Regions from separate parts of the Homo sapiens genome. Here region 2 is linked to region 1. A link is an interaction called in ENCODE POLR2A ChIA-PET data of the cell type or tissue named here. Cell type or tissue: MCF 10A. All regions are shown on one strand. Each heading gives the region's core, and the rest is flanking DNA. Links, peaks and the distances in the headings are about the cores only.

Region 1 (12,492 bases), core at 3,506-7,505:
CAATATGTCACCTTTTGTGTTTGGCTTCTTTCACCCAGCAGAATGTTTTCAAGTTTATTCATGTCATACATGTATCTGTACTAACATCTTCCAAGTAATTACTGTGTCCAAGGTAATGAGGTGTTGAAGCTTTTCTTTTCTTCCAGATGTATGGAGTTGGTGCAGACCCAGTCCAGTCTTATGACGAGCCTTGGATGCCATGGTCACAGGCAGCACATTTACGGTGTAGCCCTAAGGGTTATGGGAAACCCAAGTAGTTGGGTTAACCCAGTGAGACATGAAAAACTGCCCAGAACACAAGCAAGAAACAGGTCATAATTGAGAATTGAGGAAAGAAAGTGCAAGACAAAGGTGTTCAGATACACAGTTAAGATCTGAGTCCTGGGTCAGGACAGAATCAATTAAGAGAGAAAGAACAGTGGGTGAGAAGAGGTCAGTGGCCAGGGATGTACACCAAGCAGCCAAGGATCTGTAGTACTCGGGTCTGTAGCAGCTGCCCTGACTCAGGCCATGTGACTTCAGAGTTCTCTGTCACAGAAGCATAGAATATTTGCACTGGAGAAAAATTTAGAGCTATATTCTTTAGCACCATGGTTTTGAAGATGAACAATCTGAGCTCTAGAGGGGCTAAGAGACCTCCCCTCAAGCTCACCAACCTTAGTGATCACTTCCTTCATCTCCCTCCACTCAGTAGAATACATTTTCCACAATAGCTCACTGCCATGGGACCACGGCATGGGATCCCAACAGATGGATCTGGTCATATGTTAGTGCCAAAATGCAGTTTAGCAACCATTTACTCACATACCCTTATACTATGTGACAATCAGCAGAAGGTCTTAGATATTTTTATATTAGCTTAAAAGAAAAGTTTGATGTTCTTTGACCTAATTTTTATTGGTTTAATTGTCTAAATACCTGGAGTTCCTTTACATTTTAAATAAATTTAATAGTATCAATCTATAGGTTTAGAAACTGAGAGAAATAATTTTTATTGGTTAATTGTCTAAACACCTGGGGTTCCTTTACATTTTAAGTACATTAATAGATTAGTATCAATCTATAGGTTTAAGAACTGAAAGAAATGAATGAGGTCCCCAACACGTCAGTCAATGGGAATTAGAACAGTGATGCCCAAAATATGCACATAAATATCACGTGATGACCACTAAAAAACACTTGGTGTTCAACAGAATTGTAAAATTAGTAGGTCAAAAGGAATGACTCCAAAACCCTTCATCATTTAACATTCAAAGCTGTAACTTTTAAATCAGTTTCTTCTAGCATCATTGTATAGAAAAAAATCATTTTTTCTTCAGAAAAAAAATTAAAAATAAATAAATTTTAAAAATAGCCTTCAGATTAGTCAAAAAATTTTGATGCATTCATATGAGAAAATCGAAGGCATTAATATGGCGGTATGATGTATGTCTACTGAACTCAAAAGTTTAGTAACATGTTGAGTGAAATAAAAACTATAGAAGAACATTTAAAATTTGATGTCTTTATATATCTTACAAGTGTGTTTATTTATATTTGTGTGTATATACAAAGAATATATCTGGAAGGACATCCATAAAGTATTGACAATTGTATCCCCAAGTAGTGGAATTATATAAGGATTTAGTTTCTATAATTTTTTGTTGTTTTGTTCTCTTTATCTTCTATTTTTTTTTCTGGAATGAACATGGATTACTTGCATAATTAAAATATTAAAAATAGACTTTGTTTTGAATATTGTGTTTGCAAGACTGGTTCATTATCAGTTTCTACAACAAATATCATTTTAGAATCGATAACAAAAATAAAAGCAAGTTGTCCTTATCATCTCCACAAACTCAGAAAATAGTTCTACATCAAATATAAACCAGTACAAAGAGGCACTTGTGAAAGGAAACAAATGTTTGGGGACTTGACCTACTCCCCTTCCCTCCTCCCTTGCGTCTCAAAGAGGTACAGCTCATTCTCACTCCTTTTGATTTATTAAATCACCATCTTCTCCCTAGGCTAGACAAAAAATTCATGGTTAGGATTTACCCTCAAGCTTCAGGCTGACTACATTGTATTTGAAACAAGCAAGTCATCTCTGTCTTGTTGCAAAGTTTACAGGAACATCACCTCAATAAGCACACTTGCTGAGCTTATTGTTATCCACCTTTACCTCATAGGAAAGCCCTACTAGTAATGGACTTTGAATCACCTTCTTTGTTTATTCATGAAGTTGAAAGCTACAATAGATCATGATTATTTTCCAATAAAACAAACTACCAGGGTCATCGTGATGCGCAACTGTGAGGGGTACTATTTTCATCATAGGTTATATTAATGGTGCCACTTTGCTCATCACACATCTGCTAACAGTGGTCCAGGAAACTTCATCCTGTAACATTTTAATCAAATTCTGCTTTTCTATTCAGTATTTGACTCTGAAGGGCATTTTCTCCACAAATTATAAAAGTATAAAGGGTTTTAGATAAGTACAAGTATAAATATAAATAAAATATACAGGTATAAATATGTATATGGAAGCAAATTTTTCTATATATCCTGTATATTTCATAAGTTTCTATAAGGATGGACTTCTGATTCTAAACCAATGGGTCACATACATTGGAAAATACAAGATAAGATTGCATACCAAGTTAATCACATAAATAGAAGCAGAAGTTCCTACTTTTAGATTTGGAACCATGGTGTGCCAGATATAATGCCAAACTTTATCAACTGTAGAAAACTATAGATTAGTTTTAAATTGTATATTCTTTTCACAGTTACTCCCATGTTCTAGAGATCGATTGTTCCAGTTTTTTAACAGCTTTATTTGATGTATCACTGACATATAATAAACTGAACATAAAGTGTTCAATGCGATAAATCTAATGGGTTTTGAAATACATACACACATATGTATATGTGTGTATAAAATATATGTATACATATGCTGCATATACTACGTATATACACACACACACATATATATGTACCTTTGCCATAATCAAGGTAATAAACGTATCCATTACCCCCCAAAGTTCTCTTCTCTAGCTATTCCCTCTCCAAGTAATCAATAATTTTATTGTCACTGTGGATTAGTATGAATCTCCAATAATTTTACACAAATAGAATAATCCATTATGTACTTTGGGGAGGGGAAGGAGGAGAGTCAGGCTTTCACTCAGCCTAATTATTTTAAGAGTCATCCATGTTGTGTGATATATAAATAGTTCATTCCTTTTTATTGCTGAGTAGTATTGCTGTGTATGGAAATGGTATAATTTGATTACTTATTCACTTGCTAATAGATATCTAGGTTGTTTTGAGTTGTACAAGTCTTTGTATAGCTATATGCTTTCTTTTCTGTTGGGTAGATACCAAGGTGTAGAATGGCTGGATTATATGATAAGTGTATGTTTAACTTTTAAAAAAACGGTCTCCTAAGGTAGTCGTACCATTTTACATTCCAACCAGCAGTGTAGTTGAGTTTGGGTTCCTCCATGTATTTATAAATATTTGGTGTGGTCAATTTTTTTTTAATGAGACAGGTTCTTCCTATATTGCCCAGACTGGTCTTGAACTGCTGGGTTCAAGCGAACCTCCCACCTCGGCCTCCCAAAATGTTGGGATTACAGGCGTGAGTCACAGTACCTGGATATGGTCAATTTTTAATTGTAGCTACTCTATTCAGTGTGCATTACTATTTCATTGGGGTTAATTTACATTTCCCTAGTGAGTAAATGATGTTGAGCATATTTCCATGTGCTTATTTGTTAACATATATTTTCTTTAGTGAAATATCTGCTCAAATATTTGACCAATTTTTTGCTGTGTTTTCTTAATTGTTAAATTTTGAGCATTAATTAAATATTCTGATATAAATATTTTGTTAGATATACTATTTGCCAGTATTTTCTTTCAGTCTAGCCTGTCTTTTCCTTCACTGAACAACATATTTCAGAGTAAAAGGTTTAAATGTTATCAATTTTTAAAAATAGATAATGTTTTGGATAAAGAATCTAGGAAATCTTTGCCTAACCTAAGTTCTCAAAGACTTTCTTCACCGTTTTTTGAAAAAAATATAATTGAGGTTTTTTATTAGGTTTCAGATACATTTGGAATTTGTGCATATAGTGTGAAGTAATAGATCAAAATTCATTTTTTATTTGCTGCATATACAATATTTCGGGAAGCATTTGTTCTGCACAGAATTGCCTTGTATTTTTGTTAGAATAACAACAACAACAAAATCCAAAACCAGTTTATTCATATATGTGTGGATCTATTTCCATAGTTTATTCCATTCTAATCACTTATTTCTATTTTTATGCCACTACCACACTAGCTTGGTACCTGAAACAATAAAATAAATCTTGAAATCAAGTAGTGTTATCCTTTTGTTCTTTTTTTCCAGTGGTATTTTAGCTATTTTAGGTCCTCTGTATTTATACATGAACTTTAGAAAAAGCTTGAAAAATTTACACCAAAAAAAAAATGCTTATTGGGATTTTCACTGGAATTACATTGAATCTCTAGATCAATTTGGGAAGAACGATTATCTTAAAAATATGATGTTTTCTGACCTGTGAAAGGCATATCTGTCTATTTATTTAGGTTTTCTTTAATTACTCTCAGGAATGTTTTTAATTTTCAGTGTACAAGTCTTGCCCATCTTTTGGTCAGATTTATCCCCAAGTATTTTATATTTTTGATGACATTGTAAATGGTACTGTTTTTCTAATATCAGTTTGCATTTGTTTCTCGTATTTAGAAATACAATTAATTTCTGCATATTAATCTTGTACCCTGCAAACTTGTTAAACTCCCTTACTAGTTTTAGTGGTTTTACAGATTTTTATCAGATTTTTATATAAATAATCATGTTGTCTACGAATACAGAGGTTCATTTCTGTCTTTCCAATCTGGATGTAATTTTTTTTCTTGCTTTATTGCACTGGCTAGCACCTCCAGTACAACGTTGAATAAAAGTGGTGAGAGCCAAGACATCCTTGCTTTATTCCCAATATTAGGAGAGAAGCATTCAGTCTTTCATTGTTAAGTATGATGTTAATTTTAGTTTTTTCATGTATGTCCTTTATTAGGTTGAAGAAGTTCCCACTATTCCTAATATTTCTGAGGGTTCTTAACATCAGGGACAGATGTTGGGTTTAGTTGATTGCCTTTTCAATATCTATTGAGATGATCATATGTTTTCCCTTTTCTAGTTCGTCAGTATGGTGGTTATCAATACAGTAATATGGTTAACATTTTATTATTATTAATGCTGAATTGCAAAACGTAATTTCTAGAAAAATGGAAGGTTAGTCACAGTTGTGCCTCAATGATACTAGATTAGAGTGAGTAAGGTAAATAACCATTTTCTTTCCTAAGAATTTTTTTTTTTTTTTTTGGAATTTCAGTTGGCTATCCCTGTTACAACTGCTTTTGTATCTATATTTGCTACATCCAACTGGGTTAGTATTGAACTAGCGTTTAAAAAGGGAAAAAGAACAGTGAATTTTAAAGTTGGTATGTAACTTAAAATGTGACCCCAAATCATGATCCCTGCTTGAAGAATTGGTCAAAATAAATAAAAATGGATCACATGCTCTTTAATGTCACTGTCTTGTCTGAAATCAAACCTTCAGGAATATTTATCTGAAGTCTTTTCATGTAGCTAAAGTGCAATCATCTTGGAGACTTATTTTCCAGTAACATGTCCCAGAGATAGAAATTTATCTAAATGTTATCTAAGTTCTTTATAGCCTTTGGCACATGGTGATAATGTATTAAGAAACAAAAGGGGGAAAATACTCAAAAGCTTCTTGCAATGAGAACATTTGTCACTGGTATGTGTCATGAAACGGACCTGGGCATGCAACCAAGTTAAGTAATTACACTGGTCTCAGGCCAATTTAAATTGTGTGCTATAGACCTTCTATGTAGAAAATAGTCCATAGGTTCTGCATACAAGCATCACATGCAAAAAAACGTGATATGAAAGTCTTTTGTTCCCCAAGAAGGACCTGAATGTCTGTCTGTCGACAAGACAACCTCTGTGGGTACCTCACTGACATAGTATACATGGTGAAAAAGAAAGTGTCAATTGGTTGTGATCATGATCAGTAAAAACCTATTTGGTTTATAAGCCTGGATCCAATCACACTGATATCATTCTGGACTCAACTGTCCTTTGTGGTTCAAGGACATAAGAAAACTGAAGAGAAGGCTTGCAACTTGGATGTTGAAAAGAAATTTATTGAAAGGAACACCACTTGAATAACTTTTACTACCTCCAAAAAGCAGTATGTTCTCTCTACTGGAAAAGACCTAAATACACTCAAAAAGCTTACTGGAGGATTTTTTCCTATTAATTTGAACGTCGTATAGGAACACAAAATTTGGTTAAATATTTGATAGATAAGTTTGGTATTAAAAAGTCCACTTGGTTCATTATAAATATTAAAATTAGGAACATGTGTTCTTTGTTTAAGCCTGATAAAGCTTTAGCTGAGATCATGAGTTTTCATAAAACAACTTTTCACAACACAATAATGTATTAGGTCAGGGTCTACTGCCCTCCTGCAGATTTTGCCTGATAGTATTTTCATACAAACCTCATCACTCCTGCTTTTTCTCAGATCTTCTCTGAGCTTATTTCCTAATGCAAATCTTGATTTATATCAGGGCCCTAACGTGGCTGTCCAAAATACCTCCCTCCCCCAATTTGTGTTTTATCTCAATACATTACCCAGTGGTGGCCCAGCATCTCAGAGTGCCCAACATGTAATCTTAGTCTCATAGGGATAAAGGAAAGCAACCATACCTCAGGGCATTCATCATCCCTGAAAGTCCCTCTCCCTGTCTTACCATGCTTTATGTCATCATCTGGCTCATTTATTTATTTATAAATAGCCCTCCACTCAAATAACACTCCTGAAGGGTGGGGAATTTTTCTACTTTGTTCACTCATACGGAGTAAGTGCTCAAAAATTGTGTTAAACTAATAGCATTCAGTTTTAGTAGGATTAGTTGCATTAAAAATACATCTCCTAGAATTAAGATTGCATAATATGTTACTGAATAGTTCGGCTTCTTTGAAGGTATCCTTGGCAGAGACAAGGTTAGTTCTCCCTGACTCAAGCAGAGATACTGTTTTCTCAATTCTCTTGTTCGACTAACTCCTCTCTGTTATTTATTACTGGAGACAGACAGTATCCATCACTTCTCAGATTGATGCAAGGCAGTGGTAATAAAATAAGCTACATACATCATGTAATCATATTGGTTTTATGAATCATATTTTTCTGAATTAGGGAAAATAGTTGTTTTGGTTTAAGCTGGAGAAAAATTCTGACTCATGTCAACAAATCACTGACAAGGCAAGCACTGATAAAAATAAAAAGCTTAAAGCAAGTTTTATTAGAGAAAACTTGCAACAACTCTACACAAACATTGATTAATTATAGGCTCACTTGGTCTTCTTTAAAATGAAAATACTTTTAAAGACATGACTGTATGTCAACAACTAAAGAACAGGATATATAACTAGAAAAATAGGAATATTTATTTAAAATGTTATACTGCATTGTGCTTTTTTTTAAAGATAAAAGCTATTTAAAAATGAAGCAAGCTCAATTTGTAATTAGGACACACAATTCCTCAAACTCTGTAAGTCTATTACCTTAAGTTGCCCTTACTTAAAAAATTTATTCTTATCTGAAAATTATGGCAATGTTTAAAATGTTTAAAGAAAACAGTAAATTTGTGTTATGTCCCCAATTTTTGAAATTTACATTTTATTTTCATCATACTGAAAACCTGATGCTGACCTTGGCTTCACTCCTCGAGGTGGTATGTAGAGTTCTGTGAGGTCATTGCTGTGGATATTCAGCATGCACTAACAGTGCAGATTTCCTGGTGGGTCAGGGCTGAGAGGATTGGAGAGCAACACTGAAGTGTATAACAAGAGACCAGTGCAAGCTTTGATTTGAAAGAAGGCACTAAATATGGATTCACGGCAACAAGTACTATCACATGGAACACTTAATTATTTTTCTTTCTCTCTTTACATCTTAAGCAGGCAAAGTCAACTTGCTGGAACTGGGCTAAGTTTGGGAGTGGTAAAAACAAAAAGTCATAATCATCCAGTGATTTTTAAAATTCTGGTGTGCGTCAGAATTTCCTAGAGGAATGGTTCAAAATATGATTATCTGAGCCTCATCTCAAAACTACCTAATTAGAGCCTCTCCTGAAAGAGGCTGGGCATCTGTCTTTTAAAAACCTCATTCCAGGATATTGTTCTACTTAACACTATTCAAGAGCTGTTAGTTTTGACTCACACTTACTATGTACCAAGGATCATACTAAATCACTTCAATGTACTACATTAACTAATGATCCTACAATTCTAGGATTTTGGTATTATTTTTATATCTATTTTACAGAAAAGAAAAAAAAACTTTATAACATTTCCAAAGCCATGTGACCAGTAAGTGATGAAACCAGAATCACCTGACTTCAAATCACACACTTAACTCTTATACAAACTGCCTCCAACCATATGGAGTATAGTGCCCCCTATAAATGTAGACCGTTGCTGTCTAAGTAGAACCTAGAGATATTTTACAAAATTCAGTCCCAAAATAGTGCTACTATTTTTATTTACTAACTGCAATTGATGAGGAAAGTATATGCATTGAAATTCAGTCTTTAGGACTCCGGAAGTTACACAAGGCTCTATCAGACGAAAGCCTACCAGCTATATCAAGTGCCTACTGTGTGCAACGCTTAGGAAAGTTATTCTCTGGAAGTTGTTCTTTTTTTTCCCTCAACTTTTCAATACAATGTTTGAGGGTAAAATTGCTATCTGGGGCAAAGAATTTCTGCAGATGTTACTGTTACTAGAATGTGAACAATGATTCTATGGATTTGCCACTGCTATAAATACACCAACTGGAAAGCTTTCAACTCCCAGGAAACAGGATTTGGAAAGTGAGACAGGAATACCCAGCTGAGAAGGTAATTTAGGTAGACACAATGAGAAAGCCTTAATTCCTGGCATATTTCTGTTAACAGGCAGTGTGGGAATGGCTTTATTTCACCTCTGAGAGAAATCCAAGCGATGGATTGTTTTATGAGATGCGTGTGATCACAATGAGAATTTCCAGTTTCCTAAATAGAACACTTAACAAGTGTTCGTGAAGCTTCCAGCAGGTCACACCATTTTAAATGCAGCACACATAGCTCAACACTGACTCTCTTTAATTTTGCTTTCTTTCACTATTCTTGGAGGTACAGGACTAAGGAACCCACTATGCCTCACTTAATATCATCAGGGTTTTTAGTCTTCTCACTGGTTTTCTGAAGCATGGATTTTTGCAGTTCCTAGTCAATTAATTCTTGGAGCTTCCTTTGTCACCTGGTTGATCCAGCTTTGGTAGCACTGAATTTCTCTCTAGACCATGTGTTCTTTATCAGAGACGTTCAAAACACGTTTTCTGAACAAATGATTAAGTGAATGAAAGAGTAGATGCCTCACTAAGCAGCACATCTCATACTCCCATATATTATATATGAGCAGTTCCGCCTGTCACAAAGCTCCTCCTTATGTTAGGCATGACAGTAACACGAAGTCTTCATTTGACTTTCCTCCATTAGCCATCATTCTGCCTTTGGAGAGCTCTGCAAACAATTCTTCCCCAGGACAACCATTTTAGTAGCTGAAAGAAGTTATTATGAACTCCCAAGTCCTAATTATTCTTCCACTTTCTTATCAATTTCTTAAATAATATGACCTCTAGATATATCACAATTTTGCTCCTCCTTCTGTGGAGAGAGCTTACCAATGTCGTTATTAAAAAGTGGCACTAAAAACTGAACACAATATTGCTGATGTGAACAAGTGGATGGTTCTGCATCTTAAATGGGGATTATGGCACCTCCCTTTTAAAGCTGTTACATGGAAATAGAATGATGGTCAAATGCCAAGGGCACAACAATTTAAGAGATGGGACTCAATAAATATTGGTATTTGTCTCATGTCATCATTATCATCATTACCATCACCATCATCTTCATATTACCTAAGTCTCTCACAGCCTGTATAGTTGCAGGTGTTTTTTATTTAATGTAAGTGCCACATACTACATTTGTAAATACACATACATTGTTTTTCCCTTTCAGAAAAATTTCAATACTTATTCTTTTTTTTCAATGCAAAAATAAACATCCGATGTTTTCATTAAAATATAGATTAAATATTAGCCAGGGAACAGGGGTCAACCTTGTCCTCCAACATGACATTATTCTCCAAACCATTATGTCCACTGCCCTTAGTTGCTGGTACAGTTTACCTGGCATTAGCTGATGGACTTCTGAAAATATAATTTACTTTTAATGAGTTGTGTGTGTTTCATGTTGTGGATAACCCTAAACAAATAAATGTAAAACTACAATTTGATGTCCAAAAATAAGGAAGAATGGGATTTGCCTAAAATCAGACGTTTATTAAATAACAAGGAAATAGCTTTCAGCTATATTAGGTATCTTAAAACTCTTAACATTGTTTTGAATTCACTTTGATGCGTGTCTCACTGTTAAGAAAAGTGTTAAGACAAGTGAAGAATGGTTTGATGTTAAATGGATCATGGAACACAGGAGATCATATTTAAAAGGGAGGTTTTCCTCCATTTTCAATATTTCCTAAACTTAATCTCTTAAGAGTCTTCTCAAAAGAACAATTTATGAACTCTTTAATGGAAATGCATTAAAATAAAATGTGGCCGACCTCTTCTTTCCTTGTAGCCTCAGAACACTCTATCAGTCACTACTCAGAACAAATTAGCCAATTTGGCTGTGAGTTACCCACAGTTTTTATCCCTTCACTCCAATAGCCTGGATCCCTGGACTGCCCACTCTAACCATGCAGGCGGGGGATTGTGTGTGAGAAGGAGCCATGCAAGCCACAGGGAAGAGGCTGTAAACTCCCTGAATTGGGAGCTAAAAACCCTTTGTTCGATTTGGCTCTGTATATTTTTCAAGATCATACATCTACTTATGATGCCAATGAATCAATTTCCTCATCTACAAATTAAAGGGGATATGAGACATCTTTATTTGCAAAGTCTTTCTGTCGTACAAATCCAACAGCTGTATATTTTCCTTTTCACATAATGACTTTAGCATCTCATGGACAAACATCTGTTAAGGAATGTAATTGTTTTTTCTGAAATCTCGGTGTATGGTTTGCACAAGTAAATTAAGACATTTATAACCAGTATAACCATGTATATCATTTCTAACTGGGATTATATTTTTCAGAAAAGAAACTAAACCTCAAGATTTGCATGCTAAGGCAGACAGTGATCTATAAACAGACCCGAAGGCTCTCAGTAACGCATGGGGTCTGTGGGTCCTTACTATCTGTATTAGTCTGTTCTCATGCTACTAATAAAGACATACCCGAGACTGGGTAATTTACAAAGAAAAGAGGTTTAATTGACTCACAGTTCTGCAGGGCTGTGGAGGCCTTAGGAAACTTATAATCATGGCAGAAAGGGACGCAAATACATCCTTCTTCACATGGTGGCATAAAGGAGAAGTGCCGAGTAAAAGCGGGAAAAGCCCCTTATAAAACCATCAGATCTTGTGAGAACTCACTATCACAAGAACAGCATGGAGGTAGCCACCCCCATGATTCAATTACCTCCCACTGAGTCCCTCCCATGACACGTGGGGACTATGGGAACTACAATTCAAGATAAGATTTGGGTGGGAACACAACCAAGCCGTATCACCATCCATGTAACAAATCACCTGAGATACTAGTATGTAAAGTATTTTCCACTCATTTAATCAATTCACAAGCATTTATTAAACCTCTACTGTCTGATTCAACTAAGAAATTCTGCTGTCACTCATTAGTCAACTTAGGGTATGCTGGTGAATCTCTAAGCAAATGGAAAGGCCTATGATGACTCTCACTAGAATTGACATAGCAATTATTCACAAAGTTCACATATTTTTAGCAGTAAGTCAGTTTCTTTGACCTTTTTTACCCATATTATACTGCACTGGATGAGCTTAAGAAAAGATTATATCAGTAATAATTTTAGGAAGGCTGCTGTGTGGTTTTGCATAGTAAGAAACGAGTTTTCCAGGTATCCCTGGGTTCATCAGCTAAACTTCTTGAATCAGAAAACTAATTTATTAACCTTTCTTTTTTTCATTCCATGGAACCACCCCAATATCTTCAACTCAGTAGGTAATCCATATATAATTTTTGAAGGAAAAGGACACCATAATTTTCTCACATTTAATGCCTTCACAAGCTGGGCAGTGTGGTTCACACCTGTAATCCCAGTGCTTTGGGAGGCCATGGTAGGAGGATTGCTTGAGGCCAGGAGTTCAAGGCCAGCTGGGCTACATAGAGAGACCTCATCTCTACAAAAGGTTAAAAAAAAAAAAAAAAAAAAAAAAATTAGATGGGCATGGTGGTGC
Region 2 (12,492 bases), core at 4,506-8,505, 87 kb after region 1:
GTGGAACTGCAGGATTTCTGATTTTCAGAAATGTCTGCTTATTATCAGAGTGATAAGAACTCAAAATTAAGACATGGGAAAGGAAAAGATAGGGATATAGAGTCAGAGCTGTTCCTTAACCAAAGGCTTTACAGAATTAGAACACAGCTGACACAGGAAATTCAATGCAAGAAGGTCCTGCTCTAAATAAAAACAGATGAGGAGAAAGTCCATTCATTTTTACTAATAGTATGCATGGAGAATGAACACACGCTGCCTTTTACATAGACCCTTATAACTGTTCATACTGTTCTGTAAAATCAGCATATTTCTTATTATTTTCTTCTGGGAAAAAACACTTGGCTATGCATTTCCTTTTAATTTCATGGAAATGGGAAAGGGGTAAAAGGAAAGAAAGATAATACTTCCTGAAAACTTGAATGTTTTGCTGAAAACACCCTTAAAGGAATGTATCTCTGTCAGGGTAACAAAAACATTTAATAAAATATTTTTAAAGCAGTTGGTCTCTAAGAGAAAATGTGAGGTATATGTAATTAGTAGCAAATATGCATTCAATTGTACTAAGCATGACCATTCTTCCCCTTTAAATCCTCAATCCATGAAGTGTGTTTGTTAATTAGGCAGTAACTTGAAGAGCGCTGCTTTTCCCATAGAAGTCAGGTGCTCAACTACTCAACCATGAATCTCTACGGTTACATGAATCTATGAATGGTCTGCAAACCACTTATACTCCAGGTTTCAATTCTGCTGCCAGTAATAATAGTAATAATACCATCATTCTATTCTAGTAGCACAGTGCAAATTTAAGATAATTAGAAGATGATGATAGAAATTTGAAAGCAATGGATTACAAAACAAGACTGCATCAAAGCATAACACGCAACACAACACTTTTTCAATTATGTACATAACCTGGAAAAACTAGTTGGCAATGAAAAAAATGTGTTGAGAAGTACCTTATTAATTCATTAAATATTTCTGTAATCCTATGTTTCTTTAAAAAGAAAAAAAGATTACTAGTCTAAGTGAGCTTTTATCTTTGTTAAGCAGCATCCTTTTAACCTCCATCATCTCTAATAACTAAAAAAAAAAAAAAAAAAAAAAAAAAAAACAAGAGAAGTTAAAGAAGCAAACCAGCAAGAGAAACTGTAGTTGCTGTATCAATGACAATTATTCCAGTGATAATGACCTGACTTTTTGGGTTGGTCTTCTAGCTAGTCCACAGGGATCCACTGTTCAGGACGGTGTTAGGGGAGGTGGGCTTTGTCATTTTGCACAAGGTTTGACAGGTTTCAGGGTTTAAATCTGCAATTTCCATGGCCCTGGAAAAGTAATGTCTAAATATTGCTTAACTGAAAGTTGCTGATGAGAATATTTCAGTGCTCTGTGCAAAGAGTGGATCCGTGGATCAGTTAATTTTATTGAACAGAAAAAAGGTGAAGTATTGTTGTAGGGATTGAATGAGAACAGATACACAGTGTTTAAAGTAATTCCTGGCACATAGTAGATATCCAAGAAGGTGTCTGACTCCACCCCTTCCTTTTCTCTCTTTCTGAATTGTATTCCACTGTCAGCTGCTAGTGTATACATGTCATGAGCTAATGTGCCCATTGATGGTTTAGCTTATGACTTTCAGGTCAGTTTTCTAAGTTGATAAAAACAAGCATTATAGATAATAAAATTCAGAGGCAGTTCCAACATGGAATAATTGGCTTGTCTCATTCCATAGTCAAAGCTCATCTCAACTAAGTTTTCCATTGCTCACAGTGAGGACTAGGGAAGAGGAATTGCTGCAAATCCATTTTCACAGGTGGGTAATCAACACAAGAAGCACTGTCAACTGATTGTGGGTGTGAAACCATCTACGCACTTGAAAGTTTTCATGTTATCATTACTATGTATCCACATACATTTGCCGAGCCTGACCGTTCCAGATCAGTCTTCTGAATGCTAGCTGCATATCAGAACCACATATGTATAGTTTCATAAATGTGACAATACTCAGGCCCTACCCTGAGACAAGTGGCACAAAGCATTCAGAAGTGGAAAGGATTCTCACCAGGAGAACCACTCTGAGAATCAATAGAAACAGAGATCCAGGTCAAAGAAAAATATTATCTTTCTTCCCTGGGAATCACCAGCATTTGCACAGACTTCTACAACTAGCTACATGACCCAGGGCAATTTCTTAAAGTGGGACACAGTGTGCTCTGAATGCAGACCTGACACTAAATTTATCATGGTTGGGTAGCTGCTGCCTTATGGAGAATGGCCTGTGGGACACTGAACTTACACATTAAACAGCTGAGCCAACGGATGTTTCAACTGCCAGGAAAATAACAGAATGGGGAGACCCTCTGTTCATTTGACACCAGTGCCAGCTTGGAGAAACAGCATTTCTTCTGCAGTTATTGAAAGAAAGTAACCCAGAAGTACCCACAGTCTTTTAGCTCTTAAAATATGGAGCCACTTTTTCTTTTCCAGCTTATTTCCAATGCAAACCTGATTCCAGGCTCAAGAGAAGTACAACGTGCCTTGGTCCCTTCTCCCTAGTCTTGGTCAGCTTCTTCAATTCCTCTTGCTGATCTGGCCTCCAGTTTGGCTGGCTTTTTAGAGGAGTCTCTCAGCACTACCAGCAGAGTCTTTTGACCTATGTTACTAACGCGTGTATCATATCTAGATCCACTCCTCACCATATGTCATGGTACTGTCTTGTTCCTGGTTATTGGTGGTATATTTGTTTTTCTACTGTATGTAGTTAAATTTTAAGTAACTTAAAGAATTACAATAGCAATACAATTTCATTATAAAAAGCAGAATATGTGGATAAACAGAAAGAAGAAAATAATATCCACTATCATACCATTAAGGTGACCCACTAACACAATTTTCAAATAAATTTCCTACGTACATATTTTATTTTTATAAAAATGCAATCATAGAATAGTCAATATGATTTTTAAAAGTCCCTTTTATGAAATAAAATATGTGAACATCTTTTTGTAAATAATTATTCATTTGAAACATTCTTTTAAAATGGCTGTATAGTATTTCCTTGTGATTTTCATAACCATCCCCATATTGATATTTAGCTTGTTTTGAATCTTCTGCTGTTATAAACTATGCTAGGATGACAGTTACAGCTCTTCTTCAACTGCTACTACCCAGTTTGATTGATAAATGACACACTTCCCTTGGCCTAGGAAGAAGCAACAGATTCTGATGTTTGCAAAATTTGTCAGTGTGGCTTATCAAGAAACAGACTCTATCTCTCTATTTATCTATCATCTATATATTTGACAAAACATTTTGAAAAATGACTTTTAAAAATGAAATAAGGAATGTAAAGTCACAAACAGCCCAGGGACCCAAATGAGAAAGCATCTGTCAGAGATTCATCAGTCAGGAGTACCTATTATTTTAACATTTTCATGGTCATATAAGAGGAAAGAACAGGTAAAACAGCCAAAGTATCACCTGATTCCCACTGATTTAGAACAGAACTGCAGAAATGTTGAAAGATTTTTTATTAGATTAAGCTTCCCAGCAAGAAATCTAGACAGCAATCTGCAGCTAGCAACATGCCTTCGGAAAACCAAATACGAGATTCACTGACACTGTTTTGTGAGGGCCTCCTCTACCCCTCGTCTCCCCTACCCCTCGTCTCCCCTTTTTCACATACCCCACACTAGGATCAGAGAAGTTTGGGGAAAAATCAACAGAAACAACACGCCAGGTAGATTATGGCCACTGCAACCTTGCTGCAGCTTAGGCTAGGCTCTTAGGATGACCTTCTCAAAATCCTTGAAGGAGAAGTTGGCTGAAGGAATTTTATGCAGGTCTGGAATGGTCTCGTCTCTAGAGGTCTAGATCCAAAAAATAAAAAGACTGCAATTTTTAATCTAACTCTTACCAGAATGAAAAACCATCTAAATGCTCCCTAGGGGCCTTAAATTGTTATGTTACCAAAAATGCTATGCTGTGGGAAATACTAATATTAAGTAAATAGCCCCTGTCATTTTTACCAAGGACATTTGGGGGAAAAAAAGTCACTGATGAATAAGTGAAACCATCTTAAGTTGCTGAAACTGACATAATGAAAACCACCATCTTTCTAAATTCCTTAGCCAATTAACTAAGGGAGGGGACCACCCCTCATATTGCCTTATGCCCAATTCCTGCCTCCAAAGAAAGAAAAAGTAAAAACTAAAAGGCAGAAATGAAATCCACAAGCAGACCGCCCGGCGCCACACCCTGGGCCTGGTCGTTAAAGATCGACCCCTGACCTAATCGGTTATTTTACCTATAGATTACAGACATTGTATAGAAAAGCACTGTGAAAATCCCTATCCTGTTTTGTTCTGATCTAATTAACAGTGCATGCAGCCCCCAGTCACGTACCCGCTGCTTGCTCAATCGATCACGACCCTCTCGCGTGCACCCCCTTAGAGTTGTGAGCCCTTAAAAGGGACAGGAATTGCTCACTCGGTGAGCTCGGCTCTTGAGACAGGAGTCTTGCCGATGCCCCCGGCCGAATAAACCCCTTCCTTCTTTAACTTGGTGTCTGAGGAGTTTTGTCTGCGGCTTGTCCTGCTACGTAACAACTTGTATCATTCATCACTACATTTATTTCCATTAACCTATCCTAGAACCAAAAGATCCTAGAACCGAAAGATGAGGGTACATAATTGAAGGGAAGACTCACCCAGGAAAGAAAAAGAAAAGGAGTCAGACTGGGCTATCTGAGAATTCACAAAGGAACTAGAAGCTGTGTAGTCAAAATGTTCCTGGCAACGTGGCAAATGTATTTCAAATCAAACCATGCATTCACTAGACTCTTCTTTTCTAATCTTTTGTTTTCTCTTGGCCTGAGTCAAAGTCCTTTGTAAAACTTTCATGGATCACATGAGGAGGAAAGGGGAGAAGGAGAAGCAGGCAGACAGGGAGGAAATGAGAGGGTGTTCCTGCTGGCAAACTCAGTGGGGAATGAACTACCTCCTTCAGAGGGAAAATGAGGTGGGAGGGACAGAGAGCCACGGAAAGAAAGGTACCAGTTCCCTTGCAAGATGGGGGTAGGAGAGGGCTCTTCTCAGAAAACTAGAAGAGATTTTGGTGATGATGTCAGAATTGGAGCATCTGCCTTCTAAGGACTTTGTCTGCCAACTGGCATAGGGAGCACTGCCCAGAGAGCCAGTTCTCCGTGTAATAAGCAAAGGCAGGAAATGGGCAGGGAGCAGTAAACTCAGTGGGAAAAGCCACATTTGAAAAACTTGGGAGAGAGGAGGAGAAAAAGGAAGCCACACAGAATTTTGGTGCCACGAGGAGGAGGACATCTGTATCTTGTATTTGCATGGTGTTTTACAGTTTAGAAAACACAGACACCATCATAGGTCACTGTGAGGTGGGCACATTTATTACTATTTTCCAGTTGCAGAAATCATCACCCAGAAATAAGGGAAAAACCTGATTGCAAGTCTTCTTATATGGGTCTGTTCTTTCTACTACATCTAAGACATTTCTCTGTGGCATGCCTGCACTTTGCAGTGTTATCTTCCAAACACCATCTACTTTCAGAACCCTACACTTCGGAGAAACTGTACTTGTACCATTCTTCAAACACGCTACAAGTTTTCCTGCCTCTATGTATTTGTTCATACTATTTCTTCCCCTTAAACTTCTTTACCCAACTTGGACTGTTAGAATGTTGCCCAAACCTTTCAAGGTCTAAATCTCCATGTTACCTGTTTTTCTTCTATGCTATTTTTTTTAACATGATTCTTTGTATTACAGATATTTACAAACATTTCTTCTCCCATACTAAATTTAACTTTGTATTCATTTTACTGCCTAGTAAAGCTCCTTGCATAGTAAGGAAACTAGTTTTGAATTAATAGGCCAGTCAAAAAAAAAAAAAAAAAAAAAAAGAAAGAAAAGAAAGCTTTGTGAGTTCTTAATATGTATTTTTTGTCACATTAAGTGAAAAAAAAAAAAAAGTTCCCCAAAGTCATGAAACCAAAGCAGATTCTATTTACATTTAGTGTAAGATTTTGCTAACTGAATACTATATCCCAAGTTTATGGGGAACTATCTATACTTACTTTTATATATTGATCTTACATTTTGGGTGTGTGGTTATGAGGTTAATTCATTAAAATGAGTAAAGGCTCTTAATGATTCTTTCTTGACTTTATGGGTCATGTGTCTAAGTACAGAAGTTAGTACACATAAAAAACTGTAATTGGGTACTAAAAAATACATATACAGATTGCCCCATATCTAATTTTCTAACTTTAAGTGTATAATTGTCAGAGGCATTTGAAGCAGAGCAACTCCATCCATGAATAAGGGCTGGGTAAAGTAAGGCTGAGACCTACAGAGCTGCATTCTCAAGTGGTGAGGCATTCTTAGTCACAGGACGCGATACAGGTCAAAGGCCTTGCTGGTGAAAGGATGTGGTAAAGAAGCTGGTCAAAACCCACCAAAACCAAGATGGTGGCGAAAGTGACTTCTGGTCTTCCTCACTGCTGATTATATGCTAATTATAATGTATTGGCATGCTAAAAGACACTCCCACCAGCACCATGACAGTTTACAAATGCCATGGCAACATCAGGAAGTTAACATGTATGGTCTAAACAGGGAGAACCCTCAGTTCCAAGAATTGCCCACCCCTTTGCCAAAAACTCAGGAATAATTCACCCCTTGGCATATGATTAAGAAGTAACTGTAAGTATAATCAGTTGAGCAGCCCATGCTGCTGCTCTGAGTAGAGAGTAGCCATTCTTTTATTCCTTTACTTTCTTAATAAACTTGCTTTCACTTTATGTATTTGCCCCGAATTCTTTCTTGCACAAGGTCCAAGAACCCTCTCTTGGGGTCTGGATTAGGACCCCTTTCCAGTAACACAACTGTAGGCTTTTATTGATTGAAACATAGGTGATAAACAGAACTTCAAATTTCCTTTGATTTTCTGTCATGGCCTGGATTAATCGCCACATTTTCCCTAATTATGGCCATCATCTTTTCCAGTGCAAAAGAAAAACTCTTCACCACGTCTTTCTGCAGAGTTTCCACCCAATCTTGTTTTCCATCACAGGAAAGTAAAAGGAAAGCTTGCAAGTGTCTGTAGTCATCATTCAACTACTCAACTTGACTAGACCATCATCACCTACTCCTTTAACTTTGTGCTCAGTAAACTGTCTCTCTCAGATGAAAGTCATTGCTATTAGCTACCAACACAATTGTGCCATTTGATTTTTTATTTGTGACTTACTGTTCCAGAGCTGATCCACAGTTAACGAAAATTAAAGCCACAAATTTTTCCCCTAATTAGACATTTGTGCCTTCCATAATGACACTTACATACAAATGACACTCAAATGTATAAGATGTAGGCTATATGCACAATACACATAACGAACACCACATGAAACAATTTTGGAATTTAAATTTAGATTAAATTGGTATTTAAAGTTAATCCTCATTGAATATGAAACATTAAAAAGGCAAGCTTAAAAATACCAAGCAATTTGGCATTATTCAGTACAGCATGTCAATTCACCTTATTCAAAAGCAAACCTTTTGCAAAGCAAAAATTCTCCCATTAAACCCAGGCATTAAGAAGAAATAAACTCTTAATTACTTAAGGAGGAAATGCTCTCGTTTCATGGTTAGCAGGTTATCAATGTAAACAATCCAGGGAGCTTTCTCAATGGCTCCTGTTTCAAGAGTCCCAGCCTCTATTCCCCATTCCCCATCCGCCACCCTCTTTCTACACAACAGGAGCTAATGTCTTTATGCGTACCAAAAAAGACACTACTGACCACAATGGGAGAGCTTAGGTATTTGCCCACACTTTCCCTGCAGGAGTAAATTCAGTAGAACCCTATAATTCTGAAACAGTCAAGTCATGGACCATCTGACTCATTAAATATTCCAGGCAGCCTTGTCAGTAGTCTGGAAGACCTTGCAGTTATAATTTCTTCCCTCTGTCATTCCTCTATTAATACTCAGCTAACTTGAATTTCAACATGAGCTTTAGACTAGCTGAAGAACATTTATTGTGCAAGATTCATAAGGTACAGAACCTATTCATAGAAAGCATTTTGGCATCCAAAATATGTGTAACTAATAATGAATAATAATAGCATTGTCTCCGAAGGCAAGAGCACAAAAATACAGCTATGAAGCAAAAATAAACTCCTGACAGTGCCATATGTACCCTAAAGGAAATAAGTAAAAAGCTTTTTTTCTGAATATTAGTTGTCACTATTTCATTTGATTATTTCAAAATGTAACTTTTCATTAACTTAGGTTTATCATGGATTTGCAGATACACTGGTATCTAATAGAGAATATTAACCTTAGACTATCAAGATAAAGCAAATCCATGAATTTCAGCATTTTTTTTTAAGACATATGGTCTCACTATGTTGACCAGGTTGGTTTTGAGATTCTGGGCTCAAGTGATCCTCTACCTCAGCCTCCAAAGTACTGAGGATTACAGGCTTCAGCCACTGCACCCAGCCTAGCATAATTCTCTATAGCTTTTACACTTGTCCAACTTTAATGGAAGAAAGGCTTCTTTGTACACAAATCTGACAACATATCTTTTTTTCTTTAGTTGTGTATGCCTATGATGGTCAAACTTTGGACTATTAACATTTTTATTCTCAGTTGCAAACACTAAGAACCATTCTACATTTCCTCTGTAATGCAACAATTTTGCTGATGCCTTCAGTAATTATGACAATACATTTTTTGCAATAGATATGGTAATTTGAAAAGAACACATTTAAATATATGGTTTTATGCAACAGCTATCAAATATGTAAAATTCAATATCCCAAGAGTTTGTGCATGTTGAGGAAAGAAATCCAAGAAATATTTAATTAAACTAATGAATCATCATTTTCTCACTGGTCTTCCATGTGCTGTATTTATTAAGAGAGAGAATATGGGCTCTAAAGACCATTGGTCTGACTTAGGGTGCCATTTCTCGCATTTTCATGATCTGAAAGTAAAACTAGAGCATTTCGGCAGTTTCAAGTTGGCACGAGTGCGTTGCTTCCTAGCTTGAAATGCATAATTAACCAGAAAGCTAGTTGTTGAGCAGTTAAACAGGCTGTCCAAAAAGGCCCCCATTGCTGTTCAAATGAATGCTGAAAAGTAGGGTGCCACAGTGATTTTTTTGTTTTATAGACAAGCTACATACAAGCAATTGACAAAGACTAATTTTCCTTTCTTTTCAAAGCCCATGAAAGCTTGTGGGTAATAGCAATTATTTCTATTTGTCAAATACTTGTATCCAGAAGTGGATTTATAATCCCACGAAAATTCTGTAATTTACTGAACCACTGAGCAGGTCCATGCTACTCCCCCTCCCCAGCCCCATAGGATGTAATTCATTTCAACAGAGGATTGGAGACAATGATGTAAATGAAGCAGTCCTCACAAGGCAGAAGGGGAAAAGTGTCAGGGGAACATACTTCTTAATTCCCATAAGAAATACCCCAATTACTGGACAGAGTGCCAAATTTCAGAACATAAATGAATCCCATTCTTATTACCGAGTGGAGAAGATGCTAGGGCAAGAATAGTGGCTTAGAGTTAGAAGGAGACATACACCTACAATTGCTAAAGCAATTTCTGCAAGAAAAATTTAAATAAATATGGGAAACATTATGGATCAAATCCAAGGAAGGTCTTAAATATATAGTGCTCAAGAAAAGTGCATGAATGTTTCCATACCTCAAATATGGTATTTTAAAAGAGCTTGCCTTTAAAATACAATGGATGTGTCATGATCTAACAGTTGTCCGCTTTTCCAGCACATCCGACTAACTAGAATTCTTGGGAGATCCCATGCCACAATTCATTTTCCAATTTCTAACAAAGACAATGCACTTCACATTTTTACTTTTGCATTCCAGCACTTACTTGCATGGTGGTTTATGGTTGGTTTGTGTGTGTTTCTTTTTTAGAAATGTTAGAATGGGAAAAATGAGGTAATTCTTCAACTGACTCAGTCTTTAATGATTTTAATGAGTTCCAGTGTTTATGCTTGAGCTAACAGGTGCCTTATTTTTTTCCTTGGCTATTCTTTCTTCCCTTGTCCTCCTATTCCGGGCAATCCATGCAACACTCCAGCTGTAAATTATTCTGATGGTATGAATAAGCTTTGACCTGAAATCAGGTTAGTAACTAACTGAAATCTAACTTACATTTCCATAAATTTGCTGTTTTGAAAATGATTAGCATGACTTTGAAAAATCTGTTAGCTGAATCTTCAAAGACTACTATAATCTTCACAAAATCATTTTATGTAATATGTCTTCCATCACTGTATTCTATACATACAACATCCTCTTTCTATAGCACTGAACTCCCAAATTGTTTCCACTAGTGGAAAAATGCAGTTAATATTGGATTCATTTGTTGTCAGTCACCTTTATAAAATATACACACATTCAAATGCACATGGACACAGGCTCCGCGTTTTAAATTCCGCATTTTCTCAAAAATTTAAACATATATGCCAAAGATTATGCAAAATATGATCTCCCTATAGAACATTTTCTTTTTGTTAGGCAGTGTAAAAATAATAGAATGTATCACTGTTCTTGGAGCTTTGTGGATTCCTAGACTTTGTAATTCTTCATGAATGCAGAGTTATTTTTCCAAGATGCTAGAAGATTCCCCAGGCCATTTTAATAGTTCTATTATTAAATATATAATAAACATGATTACTTATTTATTGTATAATGGATGTATAATAAATAAACGTCAGAAAATTTCAAAACTTCTAAATGGGTTATTGAGCTATCAAAGTCTGCAGCTTTTCACTATCAGACAAGTGAGGGTAGGAAAATGGGCCATCACACGATCTAAGGTGAAGGCTAAGGGCAGACGGTATATTAGTAAGCTAGAAGAGGGGAATATCTTCCCAGGTGGACTGATAAGATCAGTGTGGCAGAGCTGTGGGAACCCAAGGCCCTCTGTTACTCAAGGCTGTGTGTGCAGTGCTGAGAGGTCAGCCATGGAGGAAGCAACATGGTCCTGCATTTCGATCTAAGCCTACAATCTAACCATTGTCAGCTCACCCCATTTGTTTCACGTAAAAGCAATGCTCAGAGACATCTGCAGAGGGACCTAACTTCTCAAACTTGCCACTTTGGATTGAAACCGTATATGATATGCATTCCCCCTATCTACGTCACATGCATATACATAGCACAGTAACAAGGCAATCCTCTGTGTTGTGTTCTCAATTCCTTCTCCACAGTTTTTTTTACTTCATGATGACAATGCAAAGAGTGGACTGAGGACTAGGCTTACCAGGTTCTAGGCCCAGATCTGCCCCTTTCTAACTGTGTGATCTTAGTATGTCACTCAGCAGATTTGTGTGTGGGTGTGTGTGAGAGGGAGTCTCACTCTGTCATCCAGGCTGGAGTACAGTGGTGCGATCCCAGCTCACTGCAACCTCTGCCTCCTAGGTTCAACAGATTCTCCTGCTCAGCCTCCTGAGTATCTGGGATTACAGGTGCCCACCACCGGGCATGGCTAATTTTTCTATTTTTAGTAGAGACAGGGTTTCACCATGTTGGCCAGGCTGGTCTGGAACTCCTGACCTCCAGTGATCTGCCCGCCTCGGCCTCCCACAGTGCTGGGACTACAGGCATAAGCCACCACACCTGACCCACCAGATTCCTCATGGACTGGTTCCTTGTCTGTAAAAATGAGATGATTTATTAGATGCTATCTATACTTCCTTCACTTCTTCAAACGTCAGTGGTTTCTTTTTTATTGGTAGTTTTCTGTCTTCCTGCCTTTTGCCTGTGTCCATTTTTCCATTTTCATTTTATGAATTTTTAATCCTCCACCTCAGTGAACAGCCTTTCCTTCCACACCAACAGGTCCTCTGTCCTGAAAGAATATCACAGCTCTATATTGGAGCTCCCACAGCTCTTGGTGCACTGCATTTTGATTGCTGTGCTGCATAAACTGTCAATTTCTTTCCAAAAAGACATCCTCTATCTTGTTTACCCTTATGTCCCCAACTTCCTGGCACTTTGTGAATATTCAGTGAATATATTTTAAATACTTGACCTTCCTAACCTTTTCTTGGAAGGACCCTTCAGGTAAAGGAGATGGTCAAGAGGAGTTGCATTTGCTTTTCTGGCCAACTCTCTTTACAAGGAGCCAGCCTCCTGTTCAGTCTCTTCTGAGGTGACTTTTCTATCCTGTGGATCTTCACTGGTGACTGTAACTACTAACCAGTTTGCATTTATTCACTCACAAATGCAGGGACACACATATAACCGTGTTAGGCATCACAGAGCATATCCCATAAGTGATAAAGTCACAAATATGTTACCCCCATAACAAGTTAATAATCTTCCAGCATGCCAGAATGTCAGTTTAGCCACAGAAACAGCCCTATATATTCTTCTACAATCTCTAGTTTCTTTTCTACCCTTTCTTCCCTATCAC

The links. Peaks named below come from ENCODE experiments on the same cell type or tissue, not always from the same donor. Only the 100,000 strongest peaks of a DNase experiment are listed, where the experiment ranks them.
Region 2: POLR2A ChIA-PET joins it to region 1 with 5 read pairs; 2 of 35 experiments call an interaction of 5 or more read pairs at or near these places.

The regions. Positions count from the first base shown.
Region 1 is chr2:40,310,055-40,322,546 of GRCh38, forward strand. The region is part of intron 2 of SLC8A1 (solute carrier family 8 member A1); the gene reads right to left. Among named protein-coding and RNA genes, the nearest start is that of SLC8A1, 140 kb to the right of the region's middle. RefSeq lists an enhancer at 8,772-9,273. In MCF 10A, for the core only: no CTCF peak of the experiment used is centred there; DNase peaks (open chromatin) are centred at 5,857 and 7,147.
Region 2 is chr2:40,395,667-40,408,158 of GRCh38, forward strand. The region is part of intron 2 of SLC8A1 (solute carrier family 8 member A1); the gene reads right to left. It also overlaps the pseudogene LOC124905995. Among named protein-coding and RNA genes, the nearest start is that of SLC8A1, 50 kb to the right of the region's middle. RefSeq lists an enhancer at 6,263-6,557. In MCF 10A, for the core only: no CTCF peak of the experiment used is centred there; DNase peaks (open chromatin) are centred at 6,405 and 7,985.